2 separate regions of the Mus musculus genome follow, and region 2 is linked to region 1. The links are chromatin loops, found by intact Hi-C in ENCODE. Cell type or tissue: heart. All regions are shown on one strand.

Evidence for each region. Peaks named below come from ENCODE experiments on the same cell type or tissue, not always from the same donor. Only the 100,000 strongest peaks of a DNase experiment are listed, where the experiment ranks them.
Region 2: a loop joins it to region 1, with 2.4 times the contacts of the local background. A loop is called at or near these places in 3 of 42 quality-filtered maps.

What each region holds. Positions count from the first base shown.
Region 1 is chr19:55,749,358-55,757,357 of GRCm38, reverse strand. Tcf7l2 (transcription factor 7 like 2, T cell specific, HMG box) reads right to left here. Exons shown (of 15, transcript NM_001331146.1): 4 at 2,276-2,344. Among named protein-coding and RNA genes, the nearest start is that of Gm31734, 10 kb to the right of the region's middle. In heart, no CTCF peak of the experiment used is centred here; no DNase peak of the experiment used is centred here; H3K27ac peaks cover 3,833 bases.
Region 2 is chr19:55,559,424-55,567,423 of GRCm38, reverse strand. The region is part of intron 7 of Vti1a (vesicle transport through interaction with t-SNAREs 1A); the gene reads right to left. Among named protein-coding and RNA genes, the nearest start is that of Gm41871, 140 kb to the left of the region's middle. In heart, a CTCF peak has its summit at 151; DNase peaks (open chromatin) are centred at 4,033 and 7,208; H3K27ac peaks cover 2,931 bases; H3K27me3 peaks cover 232 bases.

The DNA.
Region 1 (8,000 bases):
TGAAATGTCCAGAGAATTCTAAGAACAATCTTACTCTGTCTGAGATGCCTTTTCTTCTTCCCTCTGCTTCTTTTGTTTTGCTTTTGCCCATTTATCCTTTGATGATCACGCTAAAACTACAGCTAGCTGCCATTTGGCTTGGCCTTGTGCTGGTCCAGCAGACACTGGGGGAGAATGGACACTTTTGAAAGCATTCTGCTGGTGCTCCAATAAAATGTCCCTCTGTTTGCCCACATGGGCATCAGGCCTTAGCAAATAGAAGCAGAGGAGAACAATACTACCTGTTCATGGAGGAACAGGGGTGGTTTCAGTCCTCCAAACAATAAGCTCTGTAATTTACTCCATCTTCCTCCTGAGAAAGGGCTTCACATGGCCCGCATCGTGCCAGGTGGTTTGGAGAAAGACGAACTGCGCCTCCAAACAAGGGGCACTTCAGCGCCGGGTGTAAAGATTCAACAGCTGGGCTGGTCTTGGGCTGGTCTCCCAGTGACATGGCCCCAGCCAGCCTTTCCACACCAAGATAAGGATCACTGTCCTATTCAGCCTCAACAATTCCCACACCCCAGGCAACAAGACTTCCCAGCCCTCCTGTGCTGGAGTCAGCCTCCTAGGCCCGGGGACACTGTGATTATCAGCGCATTCATCCAGAGTTGGGGTTTGGACTCGCTGTCTAACCAAGCCTTAAGTCTAAACTGTTTTCTAAAAGCAAGACTTACTGAGCCTTAAAAGGAAACGGCCTCCAACAGGAAGTGTGCCAGAAAGAACTGGAGCTTCATGCTCTATACACACACACACACACACACACACACACACACACACACACATGCACGCACACGCGCACACACACACACACACCAAGTTTTAAAGTATCTGAGCATGAAGGGGTAAAAGCCAGGAGATGTGTGCACACAGAAGTGCACACAGAAATTCGTGCCTTAAACTAAGCACAGTGCTAACATAGTTTTAAGCCCAGTTACTATAGCCTTGAAACAAATCAAAATGCCTAGGAACCCATCAGACTTTTGAAAGACCTGCTGACTCGTCCCACTCACCTGGGGCAGATGGCCATTTCAATGGCCAATCTGGAATGGCAAAGCTAAGAAGATACAATCTGGTAGGTGAGACGCAGAAGCTCCAGTAGACCACACATGTGCACACACTCCCATCTACACGCATGCATTTGCGTGTACCCTGAACACACCTGTACATACATGCTACTCAATCATGTCTACTTGCACATATGTGCAGATGCACACATGCCTACACTCCCCTGCACGTAGGCACGCACAAACACAAGTAGCCTTCAAAGGCTTCCTACTAAAGACCAAGCCAGTAGCAACTTGGAGGAGCCGAGGGCAGACTTCCACACCACAGCCAAGGCTCTCAAAAGCCTCCTTGCCAGGGGTTAGCATAGAACAGTCAAATGTGGGGGACACCATGAGACACACCCTCATGGCAAAGCCAGGCCGGCAGACGAGAGTGCGTTAGTCTCTCCGCTGCTCTCCACTGCTCTCCGCTGGCTTCTGCTCAGCCCACATCTATATTAGTCTATGATTTGTTTAGCCTTTGGATTTAGAAGAACGAAAGCAGCACCACAAGCACAGGAAACAAGAAACTCATCAGAAGCTGGGATCTGCCACCTTCCCCGCCACGGCTGTCAAGAGGCCCAAGAGAAACCAACGTTTCAGGGTGATCCGGTCAGGAGTGGTGTTCTTAGCACCGCTCACTGATCACTGATCACCATTCACCATGATGCTGGTCCACGGGAAGCAGCTCTCCCTGGCTCTCACCTGCCCAGCTCCCTCTCTTGCCCTTTCCCTTCACATTCCATCAACGCCTGTCACTTTCAACTCAAGGTCCTTCCTTCAGCAAAAGGCAGTCACCATAACCAACCTGGGGTCTGCGCACCCATGATGCCTGATTGAGATAATCTTAAGCAACACAGATTCATCTCCTTTTGCATATCTTTACATCATTTTTAGGAACGTTTCTTCTGTTCTTCTTCACTTCCCACCCTCCCTCAATAATTCAAACCACCACCACCACCACCACCACCACCACCACCACCGCTGCCGTCATCACATCTCTACAATGATGGTACCACCATCATTGTCATCAATACCATCATCATCACCACCACCATCACCATCATCATCACCCTCATCATTAGCATCATCATCAACATCAACTGGGTGGGGGGAGGCATAGAATAAAAAGACACAAGAGACCCTATACACATTGGTAATTCGAGCTTCGGAATCTCTTGGCCTCCTACCTGAATTGCAATCTGGTGTTCAATCGTTTTGTACGCAGAGTAATGAGTGCTGCCGGATTGAAAATGGAGCTGTAGGAAGAAACCAAATCAAAGCGTTCTGCTCATTTCACAAACTACAAGAAAGCATCTTAAGCAGTTCATGAATAGCAGACAAACCTCCCTAGACCGAGGTGCAGCCTTAGCATTCAATCAAGACCTGCGGACCTTCATTATTACAGATAAGATGATCACACAAATCTAAACTGTTGCTTTTGTTTTGTTTTGTTTTTTCTTTTGGTTGTTTGTTTTGTTTTAAACATCCATTCAGTAAGCGAAGGGGAGGCAGAGGGGCAGGAACAAGAATCAGCGACAAGGGAGGCAGAAACTGAAGCCCATAAAGACACAAAGGAAGCCATTGGGTGCTGAGCAGAAGGCTGGAGAAACTTAACAGGGTGTTGCAAAAGTCAACAGTAGGCGACACATAGGCGGAGACTGAAGGCAGAGAGGGCTGTAAGGAGCCACTAGCAGGGATCAAGTAGAAGCCCCGCCCCCTACATCTCTAACAACTGAATCCTGGCTCTCAGACACAAATCTATTTCTGGGAAAACAAATGTGTCCACGGAATTCAGGGGCCACCCAGTACCTTATGCATTCTTTCGCCATGACTAAGCCGTCAGATCCTGAGACATCTCCACAACCTACACTCTAGTAATCTACACTTCCCCCACAAAGAGAGCCAAGCATTGTTCAACAGCCCCAGGTAGGTGAAGGAAGGACCGCCTCTCAGTAACTCTCTGCTTATTTCTGGGGCCAACACGTTCACCTGGGTCTTTCCCTCTGCAGCCACACACACCTCCCCTGTGAACAACTCCCACACAAATACCAAGACTCCTCAAATCCTCCTCCTCCTAAAGGATACAAGTTAACTTTAGGATGCTACCCACTGGAAAAACAAGCTCCATGGATTAAGACATTTTATAAATGACATGGGGGGGGGCAGGGTCTCAGCATTACCATACACTAACAGATGACATAGGTCAGATGACCAAGAGCTATCCCTTCCTACACTACCCCAGCAGCAGGCAATTCAGGGGTACCTTCTCCAAACACTTGGATGAACATCTACCTTATCATCTCCATCAGCACAAACTATAACCCGACTGTTTCAGAATTAAGTTACCAGAGCCCTTCTGAGTTTGGGATTGCAAGAGAGTTTTAAACTCAGTTAATGTCATTTTATTCCCTGGAAAGAAAGTCATTCAATAGGATCTGTTTGCTCTCTTGAAAAGGGAAACGAGGGGCTGGTGAGATGGCTCAGTGGTTAAGAGTGCCGACTGCTTTTCCAAAGGTCCCGAGTTCAAATCCCAGCAACCACATGGTGGCTCACAACCATCCATAAAAAAAAAAAAAAAAAAAAAAAGAAAGAAAAAAAAGAAAAGGGAAACGATGCCCATAAACTCTGAACTAGAATGTAACACTATAACAGCACAGCCTAAACCCACACCCATTATTTTGGACACAATGAACTTAAAGAGGATCACAAACGCCCCCCCCCAACAAAAAAAAAAAAAAAAAACTAAAAACTATGTATGTTTTATGTAACAAAACACATTCATCAAAATTAAAAGAAGACAAACTAAAGTTGGGCAGAAATAATAATAATCTCTATACAGGTCAAAGCAGAGCAGTACACCCACCCACTCCCCTCTTAAAAGTTAATATGGACAAAGTAAACTGATACTGTCTCGATGCCCTGGGCCCCCACACATCCAAGAAGCCAAAGTGATTGGCTGAAAAAGAAAGATGTGTCTGAACCCTTTGTCCCCACCCCCACCTCCCCACTCACCCACCCCACCCCAGTCGGGATTTCACTCATTACTGTGACAATTTTCCATCATGTTAAAACAACTTTTGTGTGGTGGACAGGTCTCTTTGCGAGTTTGGAATTCCTGGCGAGAGAACAGCTCTTGTCTGAGAGGAGGTTCTCTCTCCTCAGCAGAGCAGGCAACAGTAACAACTTGGTCCTTCCTTTCAACGGTTTTATTCTCTTCTTTTCCAATTGCCCAATTCAGAGCTTAATGGAAACTTGTCCAAGCCTCTCTTCCCACAAACCCTGCGGAGCCCCAGGCAATCTGTACTCAGGGTAACCACAGGAACTTATATTGTCAATTAAAATTGAATGGACACCTGATAACTGCGGAGATGCCGTGGAAAATAATTTCATTTTAGTCATCGTCTTATGAATAAATTAATGAAACTGTGGCTATGCCAAATGCAATTTTCACTTGTCCAGCTCTGTTCTTAATGCTTGCATTCATCGCCTTCCCATACAGCACCAATGAGCCTGCAGTGAATGCTGCAATTAAGATAGTAAAGCTGTATATACACACACGCATAGACAGAAGTTTCTAAAGACACTAGGAGGGAGACCTGCATCAAGGACCAAGTCAATTTACCTCCAGTTATACATGCCTGCACAGAGAGATACCCACGTACGCATACATACACCCTCGCACCATTTTAACACCTCCAAACAATGTAACTTCCTTAGGGTATCCAGCAACACAGAAATCCTCCTACCCACTCCCAGCCCCAGCCTGTGCAAAAGGCTCCCTCAGAATCTAAATAAGATCTCTCCCAGCAACCAACCACTGTGCTACGGAGCCTTTGGAGCCTGCAGTCCCTCCAGCCACAGAAATACCAACTGCTCCTATTTCTCTTTAGGGTTTCTCCCTCCTCTTCCCTCTAAAACCCGTTTCTAAAACACACACTTTAGCAGCTTTTTTGCCTTCCCTATACAACGTGAAGTCGCCTTCTGGTTTACTGTCCAGCTTCTTAAGGATAAAATACAGATGCTCAATACAAACTTGGCACTCCAAATTGTACTAGTCTCTTGTTAGCCTGCCTCTGCCTCCCACCAACTACTAAGAGGACAGAGAAAACAAAACATGCTTAGGCCTGTGTTTTGAAAGGGTGTGTAGAGACAAGAGTCCAGGACAAAACGGCTTATTTATTTCTGAACTTAAAACGCTGGTGCTCTATGTTTAACAAACATCTCTGCACAGGTCACCTGAAAGGTTCCAAGTCACCTCATCATCACATCACTGTGGCTTCTCTAAGTGGGTGGACCTTATGTCTGGAACAATGGCCTCTCCCCTTGGAGAGTCCAGGGAGCCAACAGAATCCAGGGTCCTCTGTTCGTTTCTTTCCTCCAAGGAAGCCCCACAAGATGACACCTTCCCTTGCTAGGGAAGCATCCCAGCGCCCCTCTTTAAGAGCACCCAAACAACCAGGTCCCCACTTGTCCAGAAGACTCAGGAAGAATTGGCAGTCTTAGGCATATGCTTGCAACACTCTGACTAAGTGCTTCCCTTATTACCCTATCTCCTCTCCTCTGCCTTTATATCTAATCATGGCCACTGACTCTAAATTTGATGCTGCAGATACTGGAAATCAGAGATGCCGACGGACAGAAGGGGAAACAGCCTTTGTCAACCACAGGGCTCTCAACCTCCAAGGCACAGACAAAACAACAGACTCCCAAATGGGAAGAAGAGTAGCCACTTTGCCAGTTCACTTCACTAAAGGAATAAGGTGGGGCCTGTACTTATTTTTTTCAGTCTTATGAATCACCTGGCTTTCTCATATCTACCTGATTGCACACATGTGAGCGCGCAGACACACACACACACACACACACACTCATACACATATATCAGATCCATTTCCTAAGTGATTTGGCTTCTCTTGGGTCTTGGCCTGATTTCCTTCTGTCCTCTTACTTCAATTCTAATTTCTACATCACTACAACTGAATGGTTTTTTTCCTCCAAGTATATCTGAGACCCTTTAGGTCCTCATTCCTTAAGGGTAACTGAGGCTGCAAAAACAGATCATTTCCATGTCACACAAATGCACCCTACCCTACCACAGCCCCAGTCCCATATGGACAGCCTTTTTTCATTCAGCAGGAAACCGACTCTTGCCCAGGATTTGGGGTTACTTCTACCGTACTGATACTGCCCTGCTGAAGAAGTGCCAGATAAGCCTCCAACTTCAGGAGGAGGTCCAAACCGGGATACCTAGTAGAATCCTGGGTTTACAATCCCTGGGAAGATCCGGACCAAGAAGCTTTGCAGCATTCCTAAAACCACTGTCTAACAAAGGCACTGCCTCTTGGCTTCCTCGTATTCTACCAGAAAAGCACACGCCACAGAAAGGAGACCCCCGCCCCCGACTGGAGAGCAGCACCGCTCAGTGTCTCACCGTTCCATCTAATGTCTATTCACCCTCATTAATTTCTTTCTCTCTCTCTCTCTCTCTCTCTCTCCTTTTTCTTTTCTTTTCCTTTTCGTCAACCTGAAACCATGAGCTATGAGTCAAAGCTGGATCGTTAGCTTTTACAGCTTGCACACACATCCACCTACTCACATTGGGGGAAAGAAGTATTGACTTGCAACTTTGCCTGAGACCAGAATCCTCTAAAAAGAAGAAAGGGGAGGGGTTGGGAGAATCGCTTCAAGAAAGTTTTCTCTGCATCTCTACTGGGGGATGCCCCCTTCATTTTTCTTTCCCCCTGCTTGAGCTACAATCCCTGGCAGACAGAGGCTGGGGTTGAGCTCGGTGCCGATGGCTGTAGCTTTCCCTGGGTTGGTTTTTGAGGAGGAGATGAGCTGGTGTTCTTTAAACATCAAAACATAATTAAAGTTCTTCGTCTGGGAGTGAAGCTAAAGCCCGTTTCTAGCACACGGGGGCCACGTGGGCTGAAATGCTGAGGCATGTTCTTAACGCAGCAGTTTTCATTAACACTTGCTACAGAACACCCTCGGAACGATGTGCAGTCATTACTCCACTTAGCAGTCCCAGAGTTACAACTCATAACGAATTCATTTGCATTAATGTGGACTTCACATGTCCTTCCCTGGGTATGCCATTGAGATTCCTCCATAAGACTGACGTGACAATAACGCAGTGCCTCTTATTTCACTTTCTAAAACAAACAAACCCACCCCCAAGACCCGCACGGATCCTCCCCGCAATTTTTTCAGCATTTTTACTAATATATTTAGTGCATCATAATTGGCCCAGCACGGGGGAACCTAGTTATCTTCTCAGTAAATATTTATAGCATCACTCTTTCCCATTCATTGTGCATTTTCTTAGAGGATCTCACTGTAGCCTACATCTGCAATTCATTGACTTTACAATTTACCACATGTTGGGATGGGAGAGGTCTGAGCTCCATTTGAATCACTACACAAATATGCAAGTGATTTATCGGTTTTAAACTGGAGACTGCAAGAGAGGGACTCCGCTTTCCTGACTATTACTTCTTCTGGCAGACCATGAACAATTACAGTTCGTACTAATTAAGCTCTGTAAATGTGCCGGGCCCTGCTAATGCCTAGCAGGCTTCACATTTATTTTCATGATGCCAAACTTTGGCAGGCCACTGTTAACTCCTTCAGAGCTGATATTTATTACTAATAGCCGTGTCGTTGTCGTCCCCCCCCCACACACACACACACACATACACACACTGCAGCCTGAACTGTCTGGGGCCACTTCATCTAACAGGCTGAATTACCCACACAAAATCAGATGTGCCTAAGGAAGAAAAAACGTGTCCTGGGAAAAGTGAAGAACACCGAGCCTGATAACCCTTCAAAGATCCCACAGCCCAGTCTTTGTAATGAGCTGTTAAGGGATTCACATATCCCTAAGGGCTAGTAAGTTTCTGCATTCCA
Region 2 (8,000 bases), 190 kb after region 1:
GAGTGGTGGGGTTGTAAGGACAGAGATGAACACAAGAGCCCTGGGCTCCCCCCCTCCCCCCCAGGGCTGCTGCTCAAACAACTGAAACTGAGAACTTGGGTAGGCATGGAGTGCTCACTTCACCTGCACACATCTAGGGGGCGCTGGTGAGCCCAGAAAGAAGGGAAGGGAGAGAACCACGTCAGTGATGGATGGTTCCGACTTCAGGAGGAGCCATCCTCAAGTCCAGAGCCAGCCAGAGAGTGAAATGCTACAGACCCGAGGGAACTAATGAAATCAAGAGAAACCATTATTGCATGCCTCACTGCTGGGGAGCAGTAAACATTTCAGGCGGGTGAGTTAGTGAATGAAGATGGTTTGTGAGGGCTCTGCAGTGTTTCAGGCTGAGGTGCACAGTTAGCCTCTGAGCCCTGACAGTGAGCTGCTTTCCCAGAGAGCTCAAGGCTTGTCATGCTGTAGACCTGGAGAGCATAAACGGTATCCCAATTCATTTTCCAATTGCTTAACTCACTCAGGAAGACATGTGCAGATAGATCCCAGCTAAATCAACAGTGTTGGCAAATCTCTTTTTGCTTATCAAATCAGGATATATCAGGCTTGGGAAAGGTGCTCAGTGTATACATTTACAAATAAACAGCTGTTTTTTGAAATAGCAGATAAACAGTTTGTTTTACTACCCAAGGGTACATTTCCTGTTCATTTATAATAAGTGTGGTAACTCCTCCTTATGTACAAGCAAGCAGCATGACTCTAAAACAAAAAGTACCTCCAATGACATTCTCTAGAGTACCTACGGATATAACATCTTGGAAAACACTCGCAGCACAGAAATGCTCCCTGGAAAGTTTCTCCACCTTACTTTGGAAGAAAAACGAAAAGTTGGTTTGTGTGCTCGTGTGCGTGTGTGCATATGCGCATGTGCACGGGTGTTTAAATGGACTGGAGAGCCGTAAGAAGCACTGGAGCTAAACCTACTTGTCATTTGCTGCAAACCGTTTAGCAGCCGCACTCCTGGAACAGCTCAAGCCATTTTCAGAACACATTTCCAACACACCATGTAGGATGAGGAGACACTTTGGGGCTGGCTATCCCGAGTGAATCCAGCCATCTCAACCCCTCCCAGTGACTCCCATAATCTGACCTGGCTGACAGGGTTAGACATCCAGGGTTGCATATCAGGCTGTTTACTCAACACATGTCACATCTAAAATAGGGATTGCTTTGGCTTAAAAAGCAAGCCATTTATAAATGTGCATTTATAAGGGCAAAGGTCAAGGCAACTGTGCAAACCACTTGTCAACATATTTAGAGGAAATTGTGTAATCAACTTAACATACCAGTTAGCCTTTACCTGCGAGGTCAAGCTCAGAGACCCTGTATGTCACCACAGCCAGCCAATTAATCACTCTGCAGGAAATTCCACGTTTTTCTTTAGATTAAGCTATAGAAAGTGGAGTGTGGGCTGAGACTGGAGAGGATTTCCTATCTGTCTTTATTTCCTGACTAGCCTGATGCTTCACTATTTTTTTTTAATGTGTCTGATACAGAATTTAAAACAGGCTCAAAATTATGTATTTTGATAAGCATTGCTCATGGGTGTGTTACCACACAAAGGTAAATGAAGCTATTTGATGGCTGGGTGCCCGATTACTGCTGTAGATTCCAACAAGACAGACAAGTGTTGACATTGTCAGACGACAGATCATTCCAGAGAAAGAAGAAAGGAGAAGAGATAAGCTGCTAAACTTAAAACCTGTTCCTTCCTCTTCCATGTCGCCACAAAGTTCAGTTATGTGAGTTTTGAAGATACTCCTGTTTTAGGTTCAATTTAAAACATTTTTTTTCTTTCCAATAAAAATTTTTTTTGCCTGAAAATGTCATTATTTTGCTTTTCAACAGTGCTATGGAGGTATAATTCATCAACCATGCAACCCTTCATCCACTTACGGCTTAAAATTCAAAAGGCCCTAGTGCATTTGCTCAGTTTTACAAGCAGCGCCACAGCCTAGCTTAGAACATTTTCATCACTGCAGATAGAAATCCCAAGGGCTGGGGTGTCGTTGCCCATGTGTGTGGCTCAGGTTTGGTTCCCAGTAACGCCACGGTGAAGAGCACGTGTCTACCTTCAGTTCTGAAGCGTTCCGCGGCAGGTAGCCAGTAAGCTGCTCTGCTCTGTAGATCTGCCTGTTGTAGGTATTTCTGATGGATGGTTCATGCAGCACGGGGACTTTGGTGTCTGTCTTATTTCATCAAGAACATTTCCAAGGTCCATTCGTCCTGGATCAGCTCTCCATTCTTTGTTACAGATATGTAACTTGCCACATCTGTCTATTCAACAGCTGATGGACATTTTCTGTATTATGCATACTGATGCTATGACTATTCATATACACATTTTGTTGTTGTTGTTGTTGTTTTTTGTTTTTTGTTTGTGGGGACAAATATTTTTCTTTGTCTTAGATACAGATGCCAGGCATGAGAACACTGGGTTCTGTAGCAATTCCCGGTTTTGTATTCATTTCCCCAAGCGATGATTGCGATTGGCATTCTTTTCTATCTCTGTGTGTCCTGGGTGGGTGTAGGGTGAGAGGGAAACTCTGGGTGTCCACCCTCGCCTTCCAGTTTGTTTGAGACCAGGCTTCCTCTTGTTCAGTGCTCACACTACAGGCTAGCTGGCTCTGCAGCTTTGGGGGGGACTGTCTTGTCCCGTCTCCCATGTGTCACAGGGGTGGGTTCTGAGACTGCAGACGTGAGCTGTAAGATCAGATTTTACGTGGGTACACGGGGTTCAAACTCAGGTCCTCACGATTGCTCAGCAAGCCCTTTACCCACTGAGCTGTCTCCTCCATGTTCGTTCTGCTCACCAGTCACTGAGAGGGTTCTAGGAAGTTGCTAGTAAGTCCTTACCAAGCCTGGGGTCACTGGAGTCTTATCTTGAATGCACAGTCTTCTGAATTTCTAGATATTTAAAAAAAAAAAATGGAGCCTGAAAGCTGTATAAGTTTGTCACTGTTTAGTATTTTCTCTGTATGACTGACTTTAAGGAGAACAAACTTGGTCTTAATTAAAAAAAAAAAAAAACTTAAACAAGGATTAATTTTCCTTCTGAGGAGCCATTTGGAAGTCCTGTGCCAAGTAGCTTCTGTGTTCCTGTCTCCATTCTCTGGGGGACTGACCCTCCGACGAGAAAGACAACCCCTCTCTGTGGACATCCCCACAGTTAACTCCACACACATCTGGATGGCGGTTCAATGGTCTACTGTTGTTCAGACAATCTGTAATCACACATTCTGTGTGTCAACTAACAAGCCAGGGTGTGTGGTTTCTCGGTATTCCATAGCATGCAGCACGCACAATTTACAAATAAAACAAAAGCCCACAGCAGAGACAATGGCACATTATTCCCCGAGTAACTGAGCGAGAAGAGTGTCTCTGTTGAGGCAGAAGACTCTGCTTGTTATTTTGACGGTCAATGAAAAGAGGCTCGGAAAACCGCATTTCATCTGCTAAGCCTCGTAGCGAGGGAGCCCTCTCTGTGGCATTGAAGAATCTAGGGCCATATGTTTCCTTAAGCTGAGCTTGAAGCAGAGATGGTGTAGCCAAAAGTCTGAACCACAGATGACAAAATTCAAGAGCCTCGTATGCCTGAAGGGCTGGAGCGCCGAGGCCAGTGGGAAGATAGCCGGCCACCTTTTCTCTCTTGGCTTCAGCTCGGAAGGTGGAGGGACGGAAAAGCAGAGTGAAAATTCCTCCTTCCCCCATGGCTGCTTAACAATTTTGGAAACAAAGAGTTTGATAAGGCCAGAGGAAGTGAAGCTGAGCTTGTCCCGAGAAAAAGGGGCTGAGGACAGGTTCTCTGCACGTGTGACTGCTGAGTTCCTAGAAAAGCGGGACAAGGTGACAGGCGGTCTGTGTTGGAGCAGTCACCACGGGAGGGTGAGGTGTCAGGAAAGGTAACCAGGGCCCAGCGACATGACATTTCACCAGCCTTGTCTAGCTGGCAGCACAGTCACTGCCGACCCCGAGGGCCACACGCATGGCAGGGCATCTGGGACCTGCTCCAGGCCAGCTCAGGCCTTGGAATGGCTCGTTCAAATGGGCCACGGCTGAATTCTGGAAAATTCGAGGTCCAGATAACACAGCATGTCCTGGGGTTCCCCAGGCTGTCCTTGCTGGCTCGCTGCCACAGCACAAAACTGTCTTTCCAGCCTTGCTGGGAACGTAAGGCAGGCCTGCGCTCAGTCCAAGGCAAACAGAGTTCTGTCATACTGTAAATGCAACAGTCTTGTAGGAAAATAACCATTAAGACCCGGGGTGGTAGTGTGAGGAGGAAGCTGTCTCTGCACACAGAAGGGAGAAACGGTCTGCTTCCCCTCAGCTCTGTTCTTGCTTTCTCCACCCTACTGCGTGCACGCGAGTGTGCACTTATGTCTCTCCACCCTACTGCGTGCATGCGAGTGTGTACTTATGTCTCTCCTCTCCCTTAGTCTTCCCTTTGCTTTTGAGGCAGGGTTTCATGTAGCTCAGGCTAGCTTCAATTCACTGTGTCTGGAGGATGGCTCCTGACTCTCCTGCCTCTATCTGCTGAGTCTCAGGGTTGTGGGTCTGCACTACCTGCCCTGGCAATTTTGCAATTCCTTGGGCATTCCATCCTGCGCCAAGCACTGTTCTCAGACCTGAAGATAAAAAGGAAAGAAGAAACAACCCCCTGTCCTCCAGGCTCACAGTTTTGGAGGGCAGCCAAGTCAGCATGGAACGTTCTAGAACACAGACTGGCAAATGGGGTATGGAGGAGAGTGGGGAGGTACTGAGGCAAGAATGGCGGTTTTGCATGAGGTCTGGTGAAAGGAGTGGGCTCCACCCCGAGCGAGGGCACGATCCCGGCTCAGATAGTCAGCAGAGTCCCACACTTGGCCTGTTCTTTGTCAGAAAGACTATAATCCTGTCTAACAAGAACCCAGGAGACGAACAGACTCCCATTTCACTCTCCATTCTCAGGCTGACAAGGATAAGAACTGGATTAGGTGCAGTAACAATAAGGTGTCATTAGCCAGAGAAAACACGACTCCTGGACCTGCACGAACTTGCTGGACATGCACTGCCATGTTAGGAGCTGTCTACATGGTCAGATCTCCACTCGAGCTCCGGTTTCTCACCCAAACCCACTGGAAGACACAAAGTCTATGGCTCGGGTAGCAAACCACCCGTGACAGAAAAAGCAGAAGGTATTACGAGGAAAGTCACGCAGCCATGGCAGATTATCCACTTAGAAATATATTTTTGATCTCCAGAAGTGTGTCCTGAAAGGGAAGGTGGCCTCAGCCAGCTACAATTTGCCAAGATCACTGCAGGCCTCAGTGACCTGACCCGACAGCGGCCTCCTCGCGCATGGGGTGCGCTTGTTCTATTTCTGAGGAAGTGCTTCATTGCCTCACAGAGGCCTTGCCTTCAGATCACAGGGCTGGATTGAGACCTTCAGTGCCATCTCTGCCACCCCCTGGAAACACAGGCCCCTTCCCCACAGGGTACCTAAAATACTACAGACCCTATCTAAGGCTTCCCAGGGAACAGTCTGCACACAAAAAAGGCCTTTAAAAGTTTAGCCTGGTTATTGTGCTAGGACACGTGTCATCTTCACCATCTTCTGAACGGTAACGAATCTCATGGGAATCTCCAAGTATTTAGTGAGTGTTCTGCCTGCTTCATCACTGCAGACTCAGAGTGTGGGGACGAAAAGGGAGCATGATGTCATCTGGAGCCACGGTACGCTTGGTGCCTGCCTCCCTCTGAAAGCATCCATGTGAGTTCGTCCAACACCTACCTGCTTTCTAGCTGGGGCGGTTTTGTCAGCAAGGAGGCATCTCACTGTAAGCCCCAATGTGTGTCAGGTAATCTCAAGTCGCTAGCTCCTACTCAAGCTTTTGGGAGTTACAAGCGTGTGTGTGTGTGTGTGTGTGTGTGTGTGTGTGTGTGTGTGATCGATTTCCCACAGAGCAACCTTTGTGAGGTTGAAGAGAACTCATTGCTCACCTCTCTCTTGGATGCACTGAGTATGTATAGATCTCCCCAGCTCTGCACCTTGGGGCAGTGGTGGGCTTCTATCAGAAGATACAGCTATGACCCGATGCCTTTTCCAGGCTTTGGAGTTTGGCTCTAGCTCTGCTGCCTGCCTCACACGACACAAGTTTATTCCTTCTATTTACTCCCTCACCCGTCAAACTGTCTCCCCACCCAACATGTATTCAAATCTAGTATACCGGGTACGGTACCATTGTGGGGAATAGGGTTCGAGGGGGAGGCCAAGATTTTTGGCAACATGTTTGTTTATATGACTTATACCCCAGCCACAGGAACTCAGAACTCTTAAAAAAGCTATACAAAGTCAGAGAAGGAGACAAATGTTAGTAAGAGAGATGGGGAAAGGCTTCCTCCAGAGGGGCATTAAAGTGAAAACTGAACGGAAAGAAAAAGATATCCACATCTTTGCAGTTTTCAGTACATGTATGTTAAGCAGGATCACCCCCAAAATAAAGCCATGGGTAAATTCTGTCTCCCACTTGTGGCACTCAAAGCCGCTCCTTGACCCTGTTTTCTGTGGCCTGTGAGCAGGGTGCTTTTCGCCAGGATTTCAACTAAGGAAGGTCTGGTAGTGCTCAGAGTGCCATAGGAAAGCCAAGGGCCACAGGGACAGAATATTAATCTCAGCTCAGTTGAGTAGGGGAAGAGCAGAGTATTTAAACGGGAAGCCAGCTCAGACTCCACGAACAGGCATTGTGTGTCTGACCAATTAAACTTTCTCTCATTTTTAACAGCTTTGTTTATGAAGCCCACATTGAAAATTAAATGTTTATGATGATTTTGGGGGAGGTGAGGTCCAGGGCTTGGCACAGCATTGATTAATAACTTGTGGACGGCTGGTGTGAGGAAGCTGGCTTTGAGTTCACTGTAAACGATACATTGGTAGAGAGTTCAGCTATTTGTAGGCTCGAGGCTTGCCAATTTGTAATTAGTTACAGATTTTCAATTTTGTCTCTGCAAGAAAAATAGTTTTATTTGCATTGTTTACTTGGCATTTAATTTAAGAGGAATGCAACTGATTGTTTTTAAAGACGTGGATTTGGAGGGTTGGGAACAATGAACAGCGGCGTTTGCACGTGGCCTGTGCATCTACATTGTGTGCAGTAGAGCAAGTGCACAGAGCCTGGCCGGGACTCAATCAACCTATTGCGCAACCTCAAAATGGCCCCTGGACAATTTGTCGGTTTAAAAAAAAAAAGATTTCTGGCAACTGAGTATAAAACTCTTGAGATCTGTAAGAAACAGAATGGGGGTTGGGTTGCAATAAAGTTACATTTTCTAATTGAACCTGGTAAACCACCGTGGTAACTTAAATTCAACAAATGACCAAAGTAATTAGGACTTTGAATGTTAGTCCTTGTTACTGTACCTCCTATCTGGGACTCGGGCTCCTTACTGGCCATAGCTTTTTCTTTGGAGAAGGGAATTTAAATCCTGCGAGTAATTATTGATTGAAGAGCTACACACTAGTTGTTGCTACTAGAGACATGAAGATGGGGAAGCGAGATCTGGTGGGCAATGGGAAGAGACTTATAAAGATTCCCAACTACAGACTGTCACAGGCTATTCAGATGCGATGCTAACTTAGACACTGGGGCTAAAGAGAAGAGCTCTTTCTGACAGGCAGATCAGGAGGAAGGTGAAGTGTGGCAGCTGCTGGGGCTGAGAGGATTCTTGCAGGAAGACCGTTGATTGCCGAGGAGGACGCAGGCTGCACAAAGAGATGCAGGAGCAAGTGAGCCTTAGGTGTCAGAGACCTGCGAGCAGCCCGGGGTGGCTGGACCAGAGCTTATCAGAGGAGTCACTGACACCGAGGAGCGGAGGGAGGGCCACGTTGTGGAGAGTTGATTTGCGAGGCCACAGTAAGGACTGCGGTGTCCATTCTGAAGGACGGAGGAGGGAACTGAGCAGGGCAGCGACTC